Linked DNA regions of Homo sapiens: regions 1, 2 and 4 are each linked to region 3. A link is a contact called in ENCODE Hi-C or POLR2A ChIA-PET data. All regions are on one chromosome and are shown on one strand. The core of a region is the stretch at or near the end of the contact, and the rest is flanking DNA. Distances in the headings are between cores, read along the strand shown.

Evidence for each region. A loop is a pair of places that touch in the nucleus more often than their neighbours do. ChIA-PET counts read pairs that join two places held with the same protein, here RNA polymerase II (POLR2A). Pooled maps may share reads with other maps.
Region 1: a pooled map shows a loop between it and region 3 (27-fold over the local background). The contact joins the promoter of USP49 here to the promoter of CNPY3-GNMT in region 3. A Hi-C loop is called at or near these places in 7 of 50 pooled maps. POLR2A ChIA-PET finds 5 or more read pairs at or near these places in 2 of 52 experiments (Panc1 and WTC11).
Region 2: a loop to region 3 is called in a pooled map, with 6 times the contacts of the local background. The contact joins the promoter of LINC03040 here to the promoter of CNPY3-GNMT in region 3. A Hi-C loop is called at or near these places in 1 of 50 pooled maps. POLR2A ChIA-PET finds 5 or more read pairs at or near these places in 2 of 52 experiments (H1 and T-cell).
Region 4: a pooled map shows a loop between it and region 3 (12-fold over the local background). The contact joins the promoter of CDC5L here to the promoter of CNPY3-GNMT in region 3. A Hi-C loop is called at or near these places in 7 of 50 pooled maps. POLR2A ChIA-PET finds 5 or more read pairs at or near these places in 2 of 52 experiments (B cell and HCT116).

Annotation. Positions count from the first base shown.
Region 1 is chr6:41,892,576-41,896,864 of GRCh38, forward strand. USP49 (ubiquitin specific peptidase 49) reads right to left here and starts at 2,800. Exons shown (of 8, transcript NM_001286554.2): 1 at 2,749-2,800. RefSeq lists enhancers at 1,559-2,073, 3,008-3,197 and silencers at 2,638-2,877, 2,666-2,958.
Region 2 is chr6:43,998,716-44,003,326 of GRCh38, forward strand. LINC03040 (long intergenic non-protein coding RNA 3040) reads left to right here and starts at 1,870. Exons shown (of 3, transcript NR_160956.1): 1 at 1,870-1,985; 2 at 3,338-3,412; 3 at 3,966-4,611. SCIRT (stem cell inhibitory RNA transcript) reads right to left here. Exons shown (of 5, transcript NR_125864.1): 2 at 2,328-2,401; 3 at 1,876-2,000; 4 at 503-793. It overlaps LOC124901321 (a long non-coding RNA gene), which reads left to right. Exons shown (of 2, transcript XR_007059591.1): 2 at 236-839. RefSeq lists an enhancer at 1,977-2,126 and a silencer at 4,049-4,218.
Region 3 is chr6:42,928,210-42,932,953 of GRCh38, forward strand. It overlaps CNPY3-GNMT (CNPY3-GNMT readthrough), which reads left to right and starts at 1,271. Exons shown (of 5, transcript NR_134892.2): 1 at 1,271-1,512. It overlaps CNPY3 (canopy FGF signaling regulator 3), which reads left to right and starts at 1,271. Exons shown (of 6, transcript NM_006586.5): 1 at 1,271-1,512. The coding sequence starts at 1,362. RefSeq lists enhancers at 664-1,165, 750-799, 810-859, 1,166-1,667, 1,310-1,569 and 1 more.
Region 4 is chr6:44,385,777-44,390,665 of GRCh38, forward strand. It overlaps CDC5L (cell division cycle 5 like), which reads left to right and starts at 1,930. Exons shown (of 16, transcript NM_001253.4): 1 at 1,930-2,092; 2 at 4,492-4,595. The coding sequence starts at 2,048. It overlaps LOC124901323 (a long non-coding RNA gene), which reads right to left and starts at 2,143. Exons shown (of 4, transcript XR_007059595.1): 1 at 1,263-2,143; 2 at 274-393. RefSeq lists an enhancer at 1,812-2,011.

The DNA.
Region 1 (4,289 bases), core at 1,550-4,049, 1.0 Mb before region 3:
GCCACTAACACAGTAGCTGAATGCAGAAAGAGTTTTCTAAATTATACATTAACCATTGTTGCTCAAATCCACAAATCAAAATCTAATCTTTGTTAACTACTACAAAAGTCATAAACCTAATCTTTGTTATTTATACAAACACCAGCAAAAGTGTCAATCCAAAATTTACCCAACTTTGAAAAAAAAAGTATCTTTGTGCATCTGAGTGTACACAATGAAATAACCCCAAAGAAGATTCTCAACAATTGTTTGAATTTTTCCCTAAGTAAATCATATGCTATCCTTTGGCACCATCAAATGCAAAACAAATATTCATTCATATTCTTAGCTAAATGTAAAAGCTTCTGAAAAAAATCATTAAAACAAAATTCTAAGTAAGAATAACCAAATTTTGCCCCAAATTTCTTATCTTCCTTTTCATTTCTAAAGGTGTCTTAAAAATCAAAAGCTTCTAGAAAATTAGTATTAATCTGGCCTTCTTTATTCATAACCATAAAACACGAAAGGCAGTGGAGCTGTCCAAAGACCAAGCTTGCTGCAGTATTATCTTACAGAGATGTTTTTCCATCAAAATTACTCATAAATTTATTTGCCCTAAAAAATAAGTCTGCTACTCTAAAATCCTCCACTACTCTACAATTCTCCCTTTCTTTATGCCATTTTGTTAAATGGGTGAGTTACCAACTACAGCATGAAACGTCCCGCACAAAGCTAAAGGCAGCTCAGGAACTCAAAGCCCTCAGCTCTGATTTAATCTCTCCCCCAGTAAACTTCCTTGGTTGGTTATCTGCCTTTCTCTGAAATGATTTCTTAACATTCTCCAGCAACTGAAAACAATAAGCAGAAATCTGGTTGATTAATCAAAAGAAACAGATTCTCATCTTTCTCTATCCCAACAACAGTGCGTTCTCCATTGAAAATGAAAATGCTGTCCATAAAACACAGCCCAGCACTTGTCAGGTGCAACACTCCTACAACACTAAAACTATCACATCACACGAGTACACCCTAAATAAGCACACCCTTTCCCCGAATTATCACAACACTAGTGAAATGCAGAGGTTTTCAACACCCAGAGTTTATACTTTATCATCCATACAAGAAAAAAATCAAATCAAAATGAGTCTCATTTCTTCAAAGTGGACAGGAAAGTCAAATCAAAAGCAATGAAGGGTGGAAGCAGATTCAAGATTTCTTGAGAGAAAGAGGTTTCTGGAATTTCCTACTTTTAGGGACAAAAGGATTCACAGTTTCAACACACAGTTCTCTCCTCAACAAAGAATTCCTTTCCTGCACCCCCCACCTCTGCCCTTACTTTTTAGTCTTTACCCCTGTCTCTAGGTCCCCTTTCACTCACCATGGTTCCTCGTCTTCTGCACCAAAGGCTCTCTTACACTTGATCTTTCACTACAGCATTTCTGCCCTGACCCTTGCAGACCTTCTGGAGCAACTCCCCATAACACGCACATTCGATTCCCACCCCCCTGCAGTCTACCCCAGTTCTACATCCATCAGGACTCCCCCAGCTTCTCTTAGCCCCCTCTCTTCCCTTACTCCCCATCTCATCCTTTAAATTCTGGGGCCCATCTCTTCCTGCTCCTCTCACCATTTGCTTTTAGCCCTGTCTCTTTACCTCACTGTTTTCACCTTGGATCTTGCTGAACCTCTTCAATTAACGTAATTACCCAGTTATCCTTGTCCCAGATGGCCATCACTTCTTACACCCTAACTCTAGTCTCCTTTCAGCTCTTCTGGTCCCAGAATCGTCCTACAGACACCCATCTCTTATCTGTTTCCTTTCGCCCTTCCACCACACTCTTATTCCTGACTCCACCTGGTTCCAGTCCAGGTCTCATTTGCCCTCCCTCACTTTACAGAATTTACATCCATCGCCCACCCACTAACCCATTCCTTTCTCAGAACCTCGCCAGCAGTTCCCACCACACCGTTGGTCCCAGTCCTTCAGCTCATCTCGCTCCGCACTAGTTCACACCCTCGTCACGTCTGGCTCTTAATCACTCTCTCTTTCCTACTCCCAACTATTACCCCAGCTCTGCCCCTCCTTGTCTTCCACTTCCAACACTTACCCCGGTACCCCTCACCCCAACACCACCCGCTACGAAGATTTCCCCTTCAAACCCCTGCTCTTACACCTAACCCCAGGATCCCTTTCCCCAGCCCTAACCTCATTCCCTGCCCGGCTTCCTTAACGCCCACCCTGGCTTTTGCCTCCTTCCTATCTCCTTGGCTGGCTTTTTCTCACTCCTCCTCTCCCTGGCTTCTAACCCTTTCTCCCCTTAATCCTCCTCATCTCATTCTCAACCCGGTTCCCCTCATCGCCTCCAAGCCTTCCTTTCCCTCTCCCTTCAACGCTTTTGCCCCAACCCAGCCGTCGCCCACCCCGCCAAAATAAGGCGCCCGCGCGCCCCGACTCCCGGCTCTCGCCTCCCGCCGCCCCCGCCCCGGGCGCCCCCAGCCCGCCGGCGCCGCGGTCCCGCCCCCTGCCGCCGCTCCTCCCGCCCGCGAGGCGCGCGCTGCCTTTGTCGCCCCTCACCCGGTGTGTGAGGATTTTGCTTCTTTAAAGGGGAGGGCTAGTGAGCCGGAGACTCCTATCCCCGCCTCCGAGTCTTAGAATGGGCTCCCTGGCCGTCGCGGCCTCCCCGGCCCCCGTTCCCCCTACCCCCTGGAGCTACCCACTTTGCTGCCTCCCCACCTCCTCCGTCCCCTCCCCCGGCCCCCTCTATTTACCGCCATCATCAGCACGCGCGAGCTGTCACCAGGGCGCGAGACAACCGAACACGGCCCCGCCCCCTGCCCGTCTATTGGCCCGCCCGCTGGAGCCCCGCCCCTCAGGCCCTGCATTGCGCCAACGGCGCAGCGCTGGGCCGCGACCCCGGCACCGGCACCCGTTCCGAGGGTTCGCGCCGCAGGCGCAAAGTTTAGGGTCAGCCACAAACGCGCGGCCGCTTTGAGCCTGGCGTAAGGGGCGGCGGCGTAGGGGGACGTTGTGAATAGCTGGTCGAAGTTTGGTTGAAGCACAGGAGGGTAAATAAGAAGGTTTCCAGACAAAGAGACTCTTAAAGGTACAGACTCTTATGTCTGTCCCTCCTCCTTAAAGGGCCAGAGACGCTCCCGAGCCCATCTCCGCCCCCTTCTTCCCGGGGAACTGTAAAGGTATTTTACATGAGTTTCCCATACTCTTTTCGGTTCACCTTTAACACCTCTCCCCACTGCGAAGGACAAAGGCTTTCTCACTATCCCGTCCGTATGTTTTGTTTTATTCTGTTAAAAGACGTTATTTCTGTGTTGTTCCTAAAGCAGCAGCCCTCAAACCGTGGGGTTTCCGGAGGCAGCGTTTGCAAAAGTTACTATTGGCTCCCAGGCGGGTGAGCACGTGTCTGGCTTTTGCCACAGATGACCCAAGAGAGATTCAGCTGTTTTATGGAAATCCCCCACAAGTTAGAGGATCGCTGCCGGAACTGAAGAAGTTCAGCAGATTGTAAGGCTTGGGAAATAAACCAGACTGACTTGGTAGTGGTCCATTGGGAAACAGAACAGCACCTAAGCTACAAAAGGCTTAGGTTAAGCAGTCTCCTAGGTGCACTGTCTTGAAACTACTTGCGGGGTGGTAGTGGGGGGAGGGGATGGGAGTCTCCCAAAATAAGATCAACAATTTCAACACCCAACACATAGCTAAGGCAGATAAAGACTTACATTTAAATATAAGGACAAGTAAAAGAAACAGACATTAGCTATAGTAGTGGCTCAAGTTACACACCTGTAAACAGGAGAACTAGGTAAGCACAAAAAAAAAAAAAAGAACACCACACACAATAGGAAGGGGGAAACTACAATGCCTGGACCAAGCGCTGTGTAGGCAATTTATTAACAACTTGCACTTTTAAAAGAGGTTTGATAGAAGGAGAGGAAGTGGAGTGTTTCAATTTGGTTTGGTCGGGATTTATCATGAGGTTCAAGGCCTCAGAGTTAGATTCAGAATTTAGCTCTCCCTTTGTCGTCCATCACAGTTAACATAATTCTTTTTAAGGAATTCTTAACATTATAACTCTAATTATATGTCTTATTCCCTTACTCAACAATCCCCAAGAAAATTCTTGGAGAAGAAAGATTGTTACTTATTCAATGTTAGTTCCATAACAAGGTGCTTTTGCTGAGTGAAGAATTTGGGAGCCACTTAAAACTTCCAATGGAAGGGATGCTCCCAGAATAGCAATACAGGAGGAAAAGTTTCTCAGTGATGTGAGCATGTATTAGATCAGTGTTCTCAA
Region 2 (4,611 bases), core at 620-3,119, 1.1 Mb after region 3:
AGTGGGGACATGGTGAACCTTTGTGTCTAGCTCGGATTGTAAACGCACCAATCAGCACCCTGTCAAAACAGACCACTGGGCTCTACCAATCAGCAGGATGTGGGTGGGGCCAGATAAGAGAATAAAAGCAGGCTGCCCCAGCCCGCAGTGGCAACCCGCTGGGATCCCTTTCCACGCTGTGGAAGCTTTGTTCTTTTGCTCTTTGCAATAAATCTTGCTACTGCTCACTCTGTAGGTCCACGCTGCCTTTATGAGCTGTAACACTCACCGCGAAGGTCTGCAGCTTCACTCCTGAAGCCAGCGAGACTACGAGCCCACCGGGAGGAACAGACAACTCCAGACGCGCCGCCCTAAGAACTGTAACACTCACCGCGAAGGTCTGCAGCTTCACCCCTAAGCCAGCGAGACCACGAACCCACCAGAAGGAAGAAACTCTGAACACATCTGAACATCAGAAGGAACAAACTCTGGACACGCTGTCTTTAAGAACTGTAACACTCACCGCGAGGGTCCGCGGCTTCATTCTTGAAGTCAGTGAGACCAAGAACCCACCAATTCCGGACACAGGAGGATCGCTTGAGCCCAGGAATTCAAGACCAGCCTGGGCAACCCAGCAACACTCCATCTCTACAGAAGTTGTAAAATTAGCTGGGCGTGATGGGGCGCATCTGTAGTCCTAGCTACTTATCCTAGCCTTGGCGAGAGGATCACTTGAGCCCAGGAGGTTAAGGCTGCAGTGAGCCATGATTGCACCACTGCACTCCAGCCGGGGTAACAAAGTCAGACCGTGTCTCTAAAAATAAATAAATAAATAAAAATAAAATAAATTTGACAACCAAGTTTAAATGGTGTTCTCATTATTCCCATTTTACAGATGCAGTCACTGGGGCCCCCAAGAAGTTAAGTGATCTGCCTAAGATCACATGCCTTTGTTTATATGTGTTGGAATTTTTCAATTCTCTCTGGAAATCCACATCCTCCACCCCCAACCCAGACTCCAACACAACTGCTTCCACCACGGCCCACCTGCGTACCCCACACATATCCCTGAAGTGCAGACTTCCTCCCATCCTTCCCCAGGAAGATTCCCTGGTCTGTGGGGTAGCGAGTGTTGGGGTGGTCTCTCCTTCCCTCCCATGCTTCTAGATTCCTCTGTAGGGTCCCGGTTTTGTTTTTGGTGTGGCAGCAAGCTCACTGCCTTTTTGAGTACTGTATGTCAGTGAGTTTGCATGCACACACCTGGAGGAGGGATGTGTGGGCATGAGAGGTATCTGGGCAAGTGGGCTTACTTGCCCACCTGGGGCACATGTGGGTACAGTGCAGTGGAGCATACATTGCCTAGATTGTAACCGTGTGTGTGCCTAGACACAGGCAAATGAGCCCATGTGGGTGTTCATGAAGGGCCTGCCCCCTGCATGTTTGGGGGTCTGTAGAATGAGTCCCCATTTCTCTCCCCTTCCCAAATAACTGCCACCATCTTCAGTTCAGACTCCTGGGCCCCAGGTAAGGGGCTGGTGAAAACCGCCTGTGACTGGGGACAGAGACACCTGAGTCTTAAGCCCCACCCAGGCTGCTAGTGCCCTTGAGCAGGCATCACCCCACCCAGGCAGCGGGAGTGTCCTCACCCAATGGGATAGGGTGACATGGGGGAGGAGGTTTGAAGCGGGGAGAAGGCAGCGAGGCTTTCAGCTCCCTAGATGGGAGGCTCATTACCCTAGCACTCAGTAGGTTGTAGGGAAGGGGGACTGAGCCAGGACTTGGCACTGACTACAAAGGGTAGGGGCAGCCCCCAGCACTCCCGCCGCGGCAGGCCAGGGGAGGGGCTGTGACGTTTGGTGGCCTCATGCAGCTGAGAGGAAGTAGCTAATTGCCAACCTGATGACTGGCGGCTGAGGAGTGGGGTGATGATGCCACTGGCAGAAGCAGGCGCCCTGGCCCAAGGAGGAGGCCCTTCAGCAACGGAGTGGGCCTGCATTCTGCGGAGGGTGAGACTGAGGTGGCTGCAGTCAAAGGAGAAGGGGGCAGGGGTTTGTTGAGGCTGTGACCGTGGGAAAGCGCTTCTCCAGGGCTTCCCTCAGCTTCAAGGAGAAAGAGTTCAGAGGCCCTGAGGGGATGAAGGGACTTGTGAAGGGGCTTCAGGGGGATGGGTTGGGGGGAAGGAGGTTCCTATTCTTACTCCCCTTCTGCCTATGCTCCCCCAATGTTCCTGTCTCTCCCCTCCCCCACCTTGGCCCCCTCTTTGGCCCCTGTGGCCAAAGTTGTTGAGGAAGGAGGGAGTAGATGGAGGGCTCTTTTCACCAGAAGACCCCCAGGCACAAGCAGCCCACCTTACTGATGGTCAGAGCATCCAGAAGAAGTGGCAAGACTTCAGCTGTCCTCAAAGCAGGAAGACAGAGTGTTTCTGGCAGAAAGAACAGCACAAGCAAAGGTTAGGCAGTGGGGTCTGGAGAGGCTGGTGGAGGACTGGGGCTTGGCTTCAATGGTTATGAGAGGAGGTGGGCAGGATGTTCTGTACCAAGGGCCACACTGTCCCTTCCTGGAAGAAACAGTGGGTACCCAGCACCCAGAGCTTCTCCCACATGCTGGCCACCGCCTCTGGCCCCAGTAGACCTGGCCCTCAACTGCCTCAGCAAGCCTCACAGGTTGGGGACCCCACCCTCATTATTCTCAAGTGCATCAACCCCGAAGGACTGAAGCCCCGAGTCCCAATAAACAGGTCCCATCCATCCGTAGGCCAGTCCGCTGGGCCCCTAGCACCCCCTATGGGCAGGAAGCAACACTAATGGAGGAGGAGCCTCCAGCAGCCTGGGGTGGGGTGGGGGTGGGAGAGTGAGACGTGAGGGAGGAGAGAGACTTGCCCTCTAGGAAGCGGACAGACCATGCCTCAGGAAACCCCAGTGTCACAGGTCACAGACACTGACCTTGAAGCGTTACTCTCATGGGTGAAATTTAGCCCCTGTCCTCAGGAAGCTCCCAGTCTGACGGGGGACACATATAGTGCTCTCAGAGCTGCCTTCTTTAGGGTGAAACTCAGTATCTGGGCTTCAGGAAACTCCCAGTGTAAGGGGAGAGACACGACCCTGCCCTTAGGGATCTCTCAAATGAGGCATACCCACTGGACTTTCGGGAACCATCAATCTGTTTCCAGACATGGATTAGAGATTTCAATGCCTCAAGGGCTGCCAGGAAAAAAAATACAAGACGTCCAATTAAATTGAATATCAGATAAACAACGAATAATATTTTAGCATAAGTCTGTCCCATACAATATTTGGGACAGACTTACACTATTTAAAGTATCCAGTTTAACTGGAAGTCTTGTGTTTTTATTTGCCAGATCTGGTAACCCTAGGTGCCTCCAGTTTGAGGGAGGAGAGAGGACACCCCCTCCACCCCAGACATAGGAAAGCAGGTAAACACCTCAGCGTGCTCCGGAGGGCAGGGGTGGGGCAGGAGGAGAGTCCTGGGGCTCCGGCTCGCGGCAGTTTAAAATTCCTTCCAGGCCAGAGCCCTAATCCCTCGGTGCACAATGGCCGCCTTCTCCCCCGCCGCCCGCGCCCACGCCCTCCCCCGCGGGGCCGTGGCAGTGCCACCAAGGGCCTCTTTAAGCCCCTTTGAAGCCGCGGAGCCCCGCGCCGCAGGAGGCCCCGCCGCTATGCCAGCTATGCCAGCTATGTCCCTGCTGCCGCCGGCCGCCACCGCTCCCCCATTAATGCTGGCTAATCTGGCTAATAAATAAACTCCCCTCCCAGCCCCAGCCCCGCGCCGACTCCTCCCCGCCCCCGCAGAATCGATGTCAGGGCTCGACTAGAGCAAGCGCCCGCACTCCACCCCACTCCCTCGAGATGTAGCTGACGTTTTTTCTTATGGCTGCCCTAGGTCTGTAGCCCGTCGGGGATTCTCGGGGAGACGTGGGATTTGGGAGGTCTCCGCCTAGCCACTGCGTTTGCCTTCCTCTTTTCCAGTCCACCTGCGCACCAGGGGCAGGACACGTGGCTGGGTGCAGACGCTGGCCCGGATGTCGCGGAGGACTCGCGGGCCGGTAGAGCGCGCGGCGGCGGCGGCGGCGGCGGCGGCGGGAGGAGACGCAGGTCACGCCCCCTTCCCACCACCTCCCGCCGCCGACGGGGCGCGCGCGCCGAGGAGCCCGGGACAGGTGACTCCTAGAGGACTGCGTCTGCGCCTCCCCCGGCGGGAGTCCCTTCTTCGCGGCCTCTGCCGCCCCCTGCGTCCCCTCCTGGGCTTCCGAGAGTCTGACTCAGCCAAGCCGGCATCGCTTCGCCTCCTACAACACACCCCGAGCGCGAGAAGAAATTACAGGATTGCAGGGGCACGGCTAATGCGCTCTAATTACCCACCGCCGCTGTCATCCGCGGCGCTCCGCGGCGCTGGGCCAACGCGCCGTAATTAAGACGCCGCTCCCCGGTCCCGGAACCCTCCCTTCGCCACCCTCCACCCACCCACCTCGCGGTCCCCAGGACCACTGGCTGCCAACTCCTGCCGCCCTCTGGGACTGCCCCTCAGTCCCAGGAGAGCTATGAGGCCTCACTGGGGGCAGAACTTGGGGAGACCGAAGCCGGCCCTTCCACTCCCCTAAACCTACAGTCCTGG
Region 3 (4,744 bases), core at 21-2,520:
AACTCCTGACCTCGTGATCCACCTACCTCGGCCTTCCAAAGTGCTGGAATTATAGGCGTGAGCCACCAAGCCCGGCCTCCTCTTTATTTTTTATTTTGATTTATTTATTTTTGAGATGGGGGGGGTGTCTCGCTATGTTGACCAGGCTGGTCTCGAACTCCTGGCCTCAAGCAGTTCTCCCTTCTTGGCCTCCCAAAGTGCTGGGATTACAGACATTAGCCACGGCGCCTGGCCTTTTTCTTCTTCTTCTTCTTTGTTGAGACAGGGTCTCAATCTGTTGCCCAGGCTGGTCTCCAACTCCTGGGCTCAGGTGATCCTTCCGCCTCGGCCTCCCAAAGTGCTGGGATTACAGGCGTGAGCCATTAAGTGTTCCCCTTAATGACACAGCAGATGAGAGTTTTACTGAGTATCTCCTTGTGCCAGGCACCCTGTTGTTGCTGGGGAAGCGGAAGGGAGAGACAATCGTTAATCGGCTAAATTTCTGCCTTCTGAGAGCTCAGAATCAAGAAATAAATAATAGGGCAGTAAAAGGGGCTGGGATTACATACAAAAAGAAAATTAATGCCTGAACTTTTTACAATCTGCTCGATAAGCTTTAATTCTATTAACCTATTTGAGCTTCCCAACAACAGGCAAGCTCCCACAGCAGCTAGGAGGATCACTTTGTCGTCATACAAATAGAAACAGGCTCAGAGAGGAAGTCATTTGTTCTAGTTCTCACTAGGACAAATCTACTGGCTACTAAAAAAGTGTGAAGGCTGGGGACAGTTTGAGTCGTCCTGCTTGCACCTTAAGCGCCTACAAGAGTGCCCGGCTATAACAACCACAATACCAATAATAAAATTTAAAAACAGATGTTCAGTAAGGACTTGCGGCATTAGGACCCCAGGAGGGAAGTGACGTTCGAGGAGGCGGAGAAAGCCGCGAAGACGGCCTTCCCCACATCTTCCAGCACCTGCGCGCCTGAATCCGTCCCACCCAGGCCCAGACGCAGGCTTCTTCTCGGGTCTTGGTCCTGCATCCTCTCTCTCCCAGAGCCTCCGTTAGGGGGTGGGAAAGGACTTTGCCATAGGTCGCTGAGGCCACCATCTGCTCTCTTACTGGCCAAGGGCGTAAAAAGATAGTCTTCCCATTAGCTAGAGAGCAAACCCCAGAAAGCCTATTGGCTGCGCCGTCCGCGGGCCTTGGTCCGCTTTGAAGGCGGGCTGCGGCTGCGAGAGGAGGGCGGGCGGGAGGCTAGCTGTTGTCGTGGTTGCTCGGAGGCACGTGTGCAGTCCCGGAAGCGGCGAGGGGAAACTGCTCCGCGCGCGCCGCGGGAGGAGGAACCGCCCGGTCCTTTAGGGTCCGGGCCCGGCCGGGCCATGGATTCAATGCCTGAGCCCGCGTCCCGCTGTCTTCTGCTTCTTCCCTTGCTGCTGCTGCTGCTGCTGCTGCTGCCGGCCCCGGAGCTGGGCCCGAGCCAGGCCGGAGCTGAGGAGAACGACTGGGTTCGCCTGCCCAGCAAATGCGAAGGTGAGGAGGCGGGGCCCGTGGGGCGTATCCTGCCGGAGGGGCTGGCTCCAGCGGTGGTGCTTGCGGAGCAGCGTCGGGGGTTGCAAGGTTCCGAGCTCTGCAGGGTGTCTTCCTTCCTTGAACAGGCTTGCGCCGGGACGCTGCGGCGGACGAGAGATCTGGTCCCGGTACCCCTGGAGTTCACACATTGGTAGAAACAAGCAATGATAATTCAGAGTAGTAGATGCCATGATAGGGGAGGTACAGAGCTTCCTTTTGGGGGCCGGACGAGGAGCATCTGGTCTAGCCTGGAGTGGGGGAGGGGGTGGGCGAAGGCTGTGTGCAGAGGGGAGTCAAAGAGGGCTTCATACAGGAAGCACGAAGAGGCATTAGGAGTTAGCCGGATGAAGAGAAGTGGAAAGAGAGGGGCCCACTCAGGAAACTACAGAGGCAGAGGCCTGCCGGCTGAGAAGCTAAGAACGAGTTTGAGGAACTGAAAAGCTCCAGATGACTCATCTTGGGGGAAAAAAACCTAAGACTTTCCCCTTTTGCCCTCACTGCAACCCAATCTGTGTAGTTGTCTGTTGCACCCACTAACAACTCCTCGAAGGCAGGAATTTTTGTCTTAGATACGTATTCACACAGTGTCTGGTAGGCACTCAATAAATGTTTTGAGAATACAGATGATTAAATGGGAGACTGTGGGTGTGTGTGAGGAGGAGGATCTGGATCTGAGGAGCCCTTTGGGGGAACAATAGAGCCTATGGGGAACTTGAAAGAAGATTTTAGGACTTTGGAGAAAAGGTGAGTCCCAAAGACATAGGCGTTGAGGAACTACAGAGAGAGAGAGAGAGGGAGCTACCAGCGAGCCAGGACTATAAAGGACCTATTTCTTTTTCCTCAACTCCGTCCCTTAGTTTTCTCCTCAGACCTTACAGTCATGCCTGCCTTCCTAGCCCCGTAACCCCAGGGCCCCCAGAAAGTTGGCTGTGAATCTCTCATCTGAATTGAAAGCCTACATCAGGCCAGATGTTCCCTAAACACTGGAAAGTGGGTTTGGGGTAAGTTTCGGACACATAATCCTTCCATTAGAGAGATTAAAAGGATGCTTTAGAGATAAGCCGACTTCACTGGTAGGGCACCCAGTATGAGTTCAAGCCTGTGCCTTCCCCCGTACATTCTTTTCTTTTTTTCCTTTTTTTTTTTTATGAGACTGTCTGGCTCTGTTGCCCAGGCTGGAGTGCAGTGGCGAGATCTCGGCTTATTGCAACCTCTGCCTCCTAGGTTCAAACGATTTTCCTGTCTCAGCCTCCTGAGTAGCTGGGATTACAGGCGCATGCCACCATGCCCAGCTAATTTTTGTGTTTTTAGTAGAGATGGGATTTCATCATATTGGTCAGGCTGGTCTTGAACTCCTGACCTCAAGTGATCCACCTGCCTTGGGCTCCCACAGTGCTGGGCTTATAGGCGTGAGCCTCTGCTCCTGGCCGCCCTTTCACTTTTCGCTCTTCCTCTAGTCCTGATAGCTTTTTTTTTTTTTTTTGAGATGGAGTTTCGCTCTTATTGCCCAGGCTGGAATGCAGTGGCGCGATCTTGGCTCACCGCAACCTCCAGTGACCCACCCTCCTCGGCCTTACAAAGTATTGGGATTACAGGCATGAGCCACCGTGCCTGGCCTTTTTTTTTTTTTTGAGACGGAGTCTTGCTCTGCCCAGTCTGGAGTGCAGTGGTGCGACCTTGACTCGCTGCAACCTCCGTCCCCCAGGTTCAAGGATTCTTCTACCTCAGCCTCCCGAGTAGGTGGGACTACAGGTGTGTGCCACCACTCCCGGCTATTTTTAGTAGAGACGGGTTTTCACCATGTTGGCCAGGCTGGTCTTGAACTCCTGAACTCGGGTGATCCACCCACCTTAGCCTCCCAAAGTGCTGGGATTACAGGCGTGAGCCACTGCACCCAGCCCAGCTAACTGATAGCCTTTCAGCGTTTCGCTTCCTCTTCTCTTTCTTTTCTGTCTTATTATTATTATTATTATTTTTTTTTGAGACGGAGTCTTGCTCTGTTGCCCAGGCTGGAGTGCAATGGCACAACCTCGGCTCACTGCAACCTCTGCCTCCAGGGTTCAAGTGATTCTCCTGCCTCAACCTCCTGAATAGCTGGGATTACAGGCACCTGCCATCATGCCCGGGTAATTTTTGTATTTTTGTAGAGACTGGGTTTCACCATGTTGGCCAGGTTGGTCTTGAACTCCTGACCTCAGGTGATCCTCCCACCTCAGCCTTCCAAATTGCTGGGATTACAGGCATGAGCCTCCGTGCCCAGCCTGTATTCTGTCTTATTCTGATATCAAAGAGCCCATACTCTCCCTCTTATTATTCTCATAGCCTAAGGAGCTCACATTTATTCTCCTTAGGCAACATTCACAGACTCACGGAAGCATAGAGATGCCCAGGATCTCTATATCTCTATATCTAGAGATCATTCTAGTCTACCCTCATTTGGTAACTGATGAAGATTAATTGAAAAGGGATTTGCAGTCACAGGATGGCTTGGCAAACTCCAACCGTTAGGTTCATCTTAATAGTATATTTGTTTGTATTATTATTACACCTTTGTTATTAAATGCTGACTGTGTCTAGCCCACCAAGCCTGCCTCCTGGCTCAGTAGCCTGAGTGGAACAGGCCTCGGCACAGAGGAAGGAGAACCTGCCCGGAAAAAAAGAGTGGGTGGATGTCAGTGAGGGTCTGGTGTCTGTGCCGTGAATCTCCTGTGAGTCTGGTTCTGGGTGGGATCCGCAGAGGAGGTCTTGAAGAGGTAATGTTTGGAAGAGCTGGAAAGCAAGGCTGTGGTTGATGGGTATGAGAGAGAAAGGATGTTCCAAACCTCCCCTTTCCCCACTCCTGGGGAGGGCGTGGGAGGAGGGGCAAGTGGTGCTAGAAAAATGATGTGCCTGCACAGAGTACAGGACAGAAGAGGGGAGGGAGCCCAGATGGTCCTGGATGGAGAGCTGGGGAGGTGAGACATCCCCAGTTCATTGCAGACTTGAAGATCACCAGCTTATTACTTGGAATTTGTATGTGTTTCAAATTCTCCAAGCCATTGATTAATTTCACCAAGCAGGCCTCCAGGGGATGTATTTATTTTTGTGGTAAATTGGTATTCTAGCAGACTGTGCTGTCAGTGTTAAAACTGCTGATGGCATTTAGCCTTCAGACTGGTATTCCATTCAGAGGCATCAGAAGACGGTCTCTATC
Region 4 (4,889 bases), core at 680-3,179, 1.5 Mb after region 3:
AAGTAACATATGGTAAAGAGGTGGCCCTGAGTGGGAGGGAGAAGCCTTCATCAACTCTTGGAATGTGAGATCTGAAAGGCCTCTGACAGAGTATTGGTCCATCTCTGGAATTGTTAGGACTCTTCCTTACAAATAATAGAAACCCAATTCCAAGTGGCTAACACAAATAGGAAACTAATAATCAGAATGCAAGGACAGGAATGCAGCTGGGACTCAGGAACATGCTGGATCCAGGTACTCTGACATGGTCAGGACTTACATCTCTCTCTTTACCTGCTTTTTTCCCTTAGTCCAAAACATGGTGGTAGACAACTCCTGGGTGTCACGTGTTGGATGTTCAGCAGTCAGTAGAGACTGACCTCCTCTATGCTCCAGTGTTAAAATCTCGAAGACCTAGTATTTGATAGCACAACAGGGTGACTATAGTAAAAAATAATTTAATTGTACATTTAAATTAACTAAAAGATTATAATTGGATTGTTTGTAAAACAAAAGATAAACACTTGAGATGATGGATACCCCATTTACCCTGATGTGATTATTATGTGTTGTATGCCAGTATCAAAATATCTCATGTACCCCATAAATATGTGTGTACTATGTACCCACAAAAATTAAATATAACAAATTAAAAAAAAACCGCCCCATTACAGGAGAGGTCCAAATGAAAACATTTTGTTTGAGTTTAACTGGCCACAGGTCCAATGGTTTCTTATACACCACACAGTGGGTAAACAGCTCAAGGGCGGGCTGCCCGCCAGCATAAACCTTTGAGTGGCAAACACTACCAGGGTGGCCATGGAAAATGCCCTCTTGCTGACCATAATTGCACAGAATGTGTGTAAATAAAAGCTAAAAGGAAAAAGAAAATTCTGTAGCTCTTCCAGAAGAGGCAAACGGAGAAATGAAGAAATATAAAGAGATAGGCACTATATAAATACTAAGTACTATAAATAGGGCATTTCCCAACCCACTAAATATTTTGATATTTTCCAGGGATGGAGCCAGAGATGTTCTGGAAGGATGAAGGAGACTGCATGAGTAATTGGGGTGGGGTAGCAGAGAGTTTGCCAATCCCTACCTCACTGGGTTTTAGTTATGTTTCAGTTAATCTGCCTCCTCATTTACGAGGCGGGTATTGTTAGCTCCACTTTTCAGATGAGGATACTGAGATTCAGTAAGGTTATTACCCAAACTTATGAGAAAGCCAAGATTTCACAATATTTCAACCCAACTCGACTTTGTCTAATACCAGTGCGTACCAATGGCATTATTAATCCAGACTGGGCGATGAATTAAAAACTCTGACGTGACGTTTCTGCAGGTTTCTGGAAGAAGCCTGGATCACCTGGGGACGGGGTGAAGTTGGCGTTGCCCTCCTTGCAGTAATAGCTGCTATTGTTTTGCAGCAGTTATTATGGATCAGATACTGTGCTGGGTCTATGATCTCATTTAGCCCTTACGACAATCCTGTGAGGTTGGCATTACTATGATCTCTATTTTACAGGTTAGGAAACTGAGCCTTAAATAAACTACTGGATTTTCCTGAGTATTCTGTGAATAAATTCCTATTACTGAAATACTTGAAAGGGCTAGATTAATAAATTAACAAAGCCTTCTTCGGAGCAACTGTGCTGAAATTCCGTACGCGTGACGTTCCCACCCTCTGCCACTCGGTGACGTCACGATCAATCCCACCACTAAGTTCCCAGCCAAGCGCTACCGCCGCTATCTCGCGAGAGCCGTAGTTTCTTCCATTCTGTTTTGGACATGCGCGGGGCGTAAGGCGCTTTGGCCAGAGTGGTTTGATGGTTTTGTGTTAGTCTTCCTGCAGCTGAGCTTCCACAAGACACTTTTTCCCTTTCAGCCACCCAATATCTCGCGAGACTTGCTATTCTGCGCCCCCTCCCACCTTGCGCTTGCGCAGATCTTCAAAGCAGAAGGTCGCGCTTGGAGGAAGTGGCGGCTTTGAGTCCGGTGGCCCAATCGCTGTTACTACTTCTCTGAAGCTCCTCTCGGCTGCTTGCCGAGACACCCTGCCGCCAAGATGCCTCGAATTATGATCAAGGGGGGCGTATGGAGGAATACCGAGGTAAGTCTCCTTTTCCCGCCGTCCGCTGCCCGCCGCTCCCTCTAGCAGCTTGTGCGCACGCGCGCGGAGGTCGGGGGGGCGACGAGGAGACCCTGTGGGGTCTGCGTGGAGGGCAGCCCGGGGGCTGACCCTTGGGGCCCTTTCCGTGTGTCTGGCCCCGTGTTGTGCGAGCGCCAGTAGGACAGGGACCGTGATGTCACCACCTGGCTACTCGGCTCCAAGCTCACTTGTTAGGCCCTGAGTGAACATTTGTTGACTTGAATACGCCCCCTCCCACCCCGCCCCCCCGCCCCCCCCGGCCCCGGGAAGAACTCAGAGTTCCAACTCAGCCAGAGTTGGTCCCCCGGGGCACCATCCACTCTTAGTCCAGGCACCACGACTCTGTCTCATACTCAGAAATAAAGAAGTTGCCGTGGCCACAACTTTGTGTCTCCATTGACTTCCTTGCAGAGGGGAAGCAGTTTGAGTGCCAGGTTCAGAGAGCCCGTTTATGCCCGCATCTCTCTGGTTATCTGTTATCAGGGCATAACCTGTCTGCCATCTCGACAGATCCCAAGGTCTGTCTCTTTCTGTCACTGCCTTTGCCTAGATAGAAGCCAGAAAGGAAAAACTGGCCTAGGATAGTCTCTGTTTCCAGAAACGTAGTGGATAGTGCCATTGGTGAGCCAAAGGGCAGTAGAGTGGGAGTGAAATAGAAATTAGATTTTAGTGCGTTTTGTGTTCAGAGTGTACCGAATTTATCAGTTTCTGGAGCACATCATGTCTTTTCATGCTCTGTGTCTTTTTTTCGTTACATTTTATGGCTTCTTTTTTTTTTTTTTTTTACATCTTTTGCCTTCCTAGCGCTTGACATCTTTCTGATCATCCTTCAAACCTAGTTCGGAAACACTTCTTGGAATCTCTGTAAGAATTAATTGCACCCCCGATATTCTCATGATACCTTTTTCTTCCGTTTGTTAAAACTTGCTTTGTCTTTTTGTAAGCATCACATCCTCTGTGTGGTACTCGGTAAGTTTCTTAACTTCTGAAAGCCTCAGTTTTCTACTTTTTCTAAATTGGGATAATAATACTTAACCTCTCTTGAGGATTACACGAGTTAATACGTTTGGAATATTTAGATCAGAGTAGGGCACATAGTAGCCTCTGAGTAAGAGCTAGTTGCTCTTTCACCTCACCAGACAGCATGGCGAGAGGACCAGGTCTTGGTATCCCTAGGACCTAGGACAGTAACCAACATGAAGTAGGTTGCTCGACAGGTATTTGCAGAATGAATCAAGTAGAGTAGGTATCTGCTGTATCTATTTAATTGAAAATGTGTTTAAGTGTAGTTGTACTGCAACCAAGTTACAAAAAAGACAATGAAAACTGCCTCAGCTTCCACCGAGGGAACCAGACTGTTTAAATTGGAGAAGAGATGACTTCTGAGGGAGAGACAGATATAAAATCAAGTAACAGTAGGATTCCTATGCAGTGGTCAAAGCTCTGCAGTCTTTTTAAAAAGTATCTTTGATCATGGGAGATGTAGAGGATGGAGTGGGGTATCTCAAGAGGCACGTACCTCAAATCCAATGTGGGAAAAAAAGCCTAGAAGTAAAATCGCCTAAGTGCATGCATCTATGGCTCCATTAACTTTCTTGTCTTTGGCTTGGCTTGCCAGGCTTCCTTGAGGTTGGTGCATTCCACATGGCAATGGGTGCCCTGGTGAAATGGTATCTAGAGATGGGGGGAAATTGGAAGGAGAGCTGACTAGTGGGGTTGGGGTAGAAATATGTAATTCTTAGGTTAGACCTGAGATGTGGATTCTTGGGTCATAGTTGGGGTTAAGGGGCTGGAGGGGAAATGCCATGTATAAACTTGAGACAGGAGGCTTGGATTGGAGAATATATTCACCAGAGTCCCAACTTGCTTCTTGAGGCCTGGATATGTCCTGTTTGATAAGACCTTTCCCCAAGGGAAAGGTAGATGTTTCAAGGTAGATGTTCAGGAAGTGTTTTTTGAGTGAGTGTATAAATGAATGAGTTATACATTTTTGTTGTTGTTGTGTTTTTTAGTTATCCTTTTTGAAGAGAAGGACAGCCACACGTTGAAGAATACTTTTTCTTAATTTTTGTCATAAAGTAGGGTTTCTCAGATTGGGCTGTTCCCACTCCCAATTTATTGGAGAGTGTGGTGTAAGGGTGGGTAGCTGTCTTTCTAAGGGATTTCTTCTTAATTTCTCAATTCTTGGTTGCTGTTATTATAGTTAATGAGGTTTTCATCCTTAGTCTTTTAACCTAGGTGGTGTGTATGTGCATGTTATATGTCTCTTTCTCCAATAGCCCTATCAGAGTTAATTTAAATTTTGTCTTTTCCCACTTGGAGTTTTGTGACTGAATGTACTCTTTGGCAATTTTTTTTAGGATGAAATTCTGAAAGCAGCGGTAATGAAATATGGGAAAAATCAGTGGTCTAGGATTGCCTCATTGCTGCATAGAAAATCAGCAAAGCAGTGCAAAGCCAGATGGTATGTATCAGTTTAATAAGTGGAAAACAGAAAAGGAGCTTAATTATGATGATGGAAAATGTCAACTCTGTGAACCTTATCAAAGAAAGCAGACATTGTAATATAACAAGGCATGGAGTGGGAGATGGAAGTTGGGTGTTTGACTTAGCTGTCACTTGCTTCCTGTGTGGTCTTAGGCAAGCCATTTTTCTATCCCTCTCCCCTGCCCTTGTTTTCTCCCAATTAGGGATAATAATACTTGGTCCTGACTGATAGAGATGTGAGTTGTCATCTAAATGGGTTAATGTATTTGAG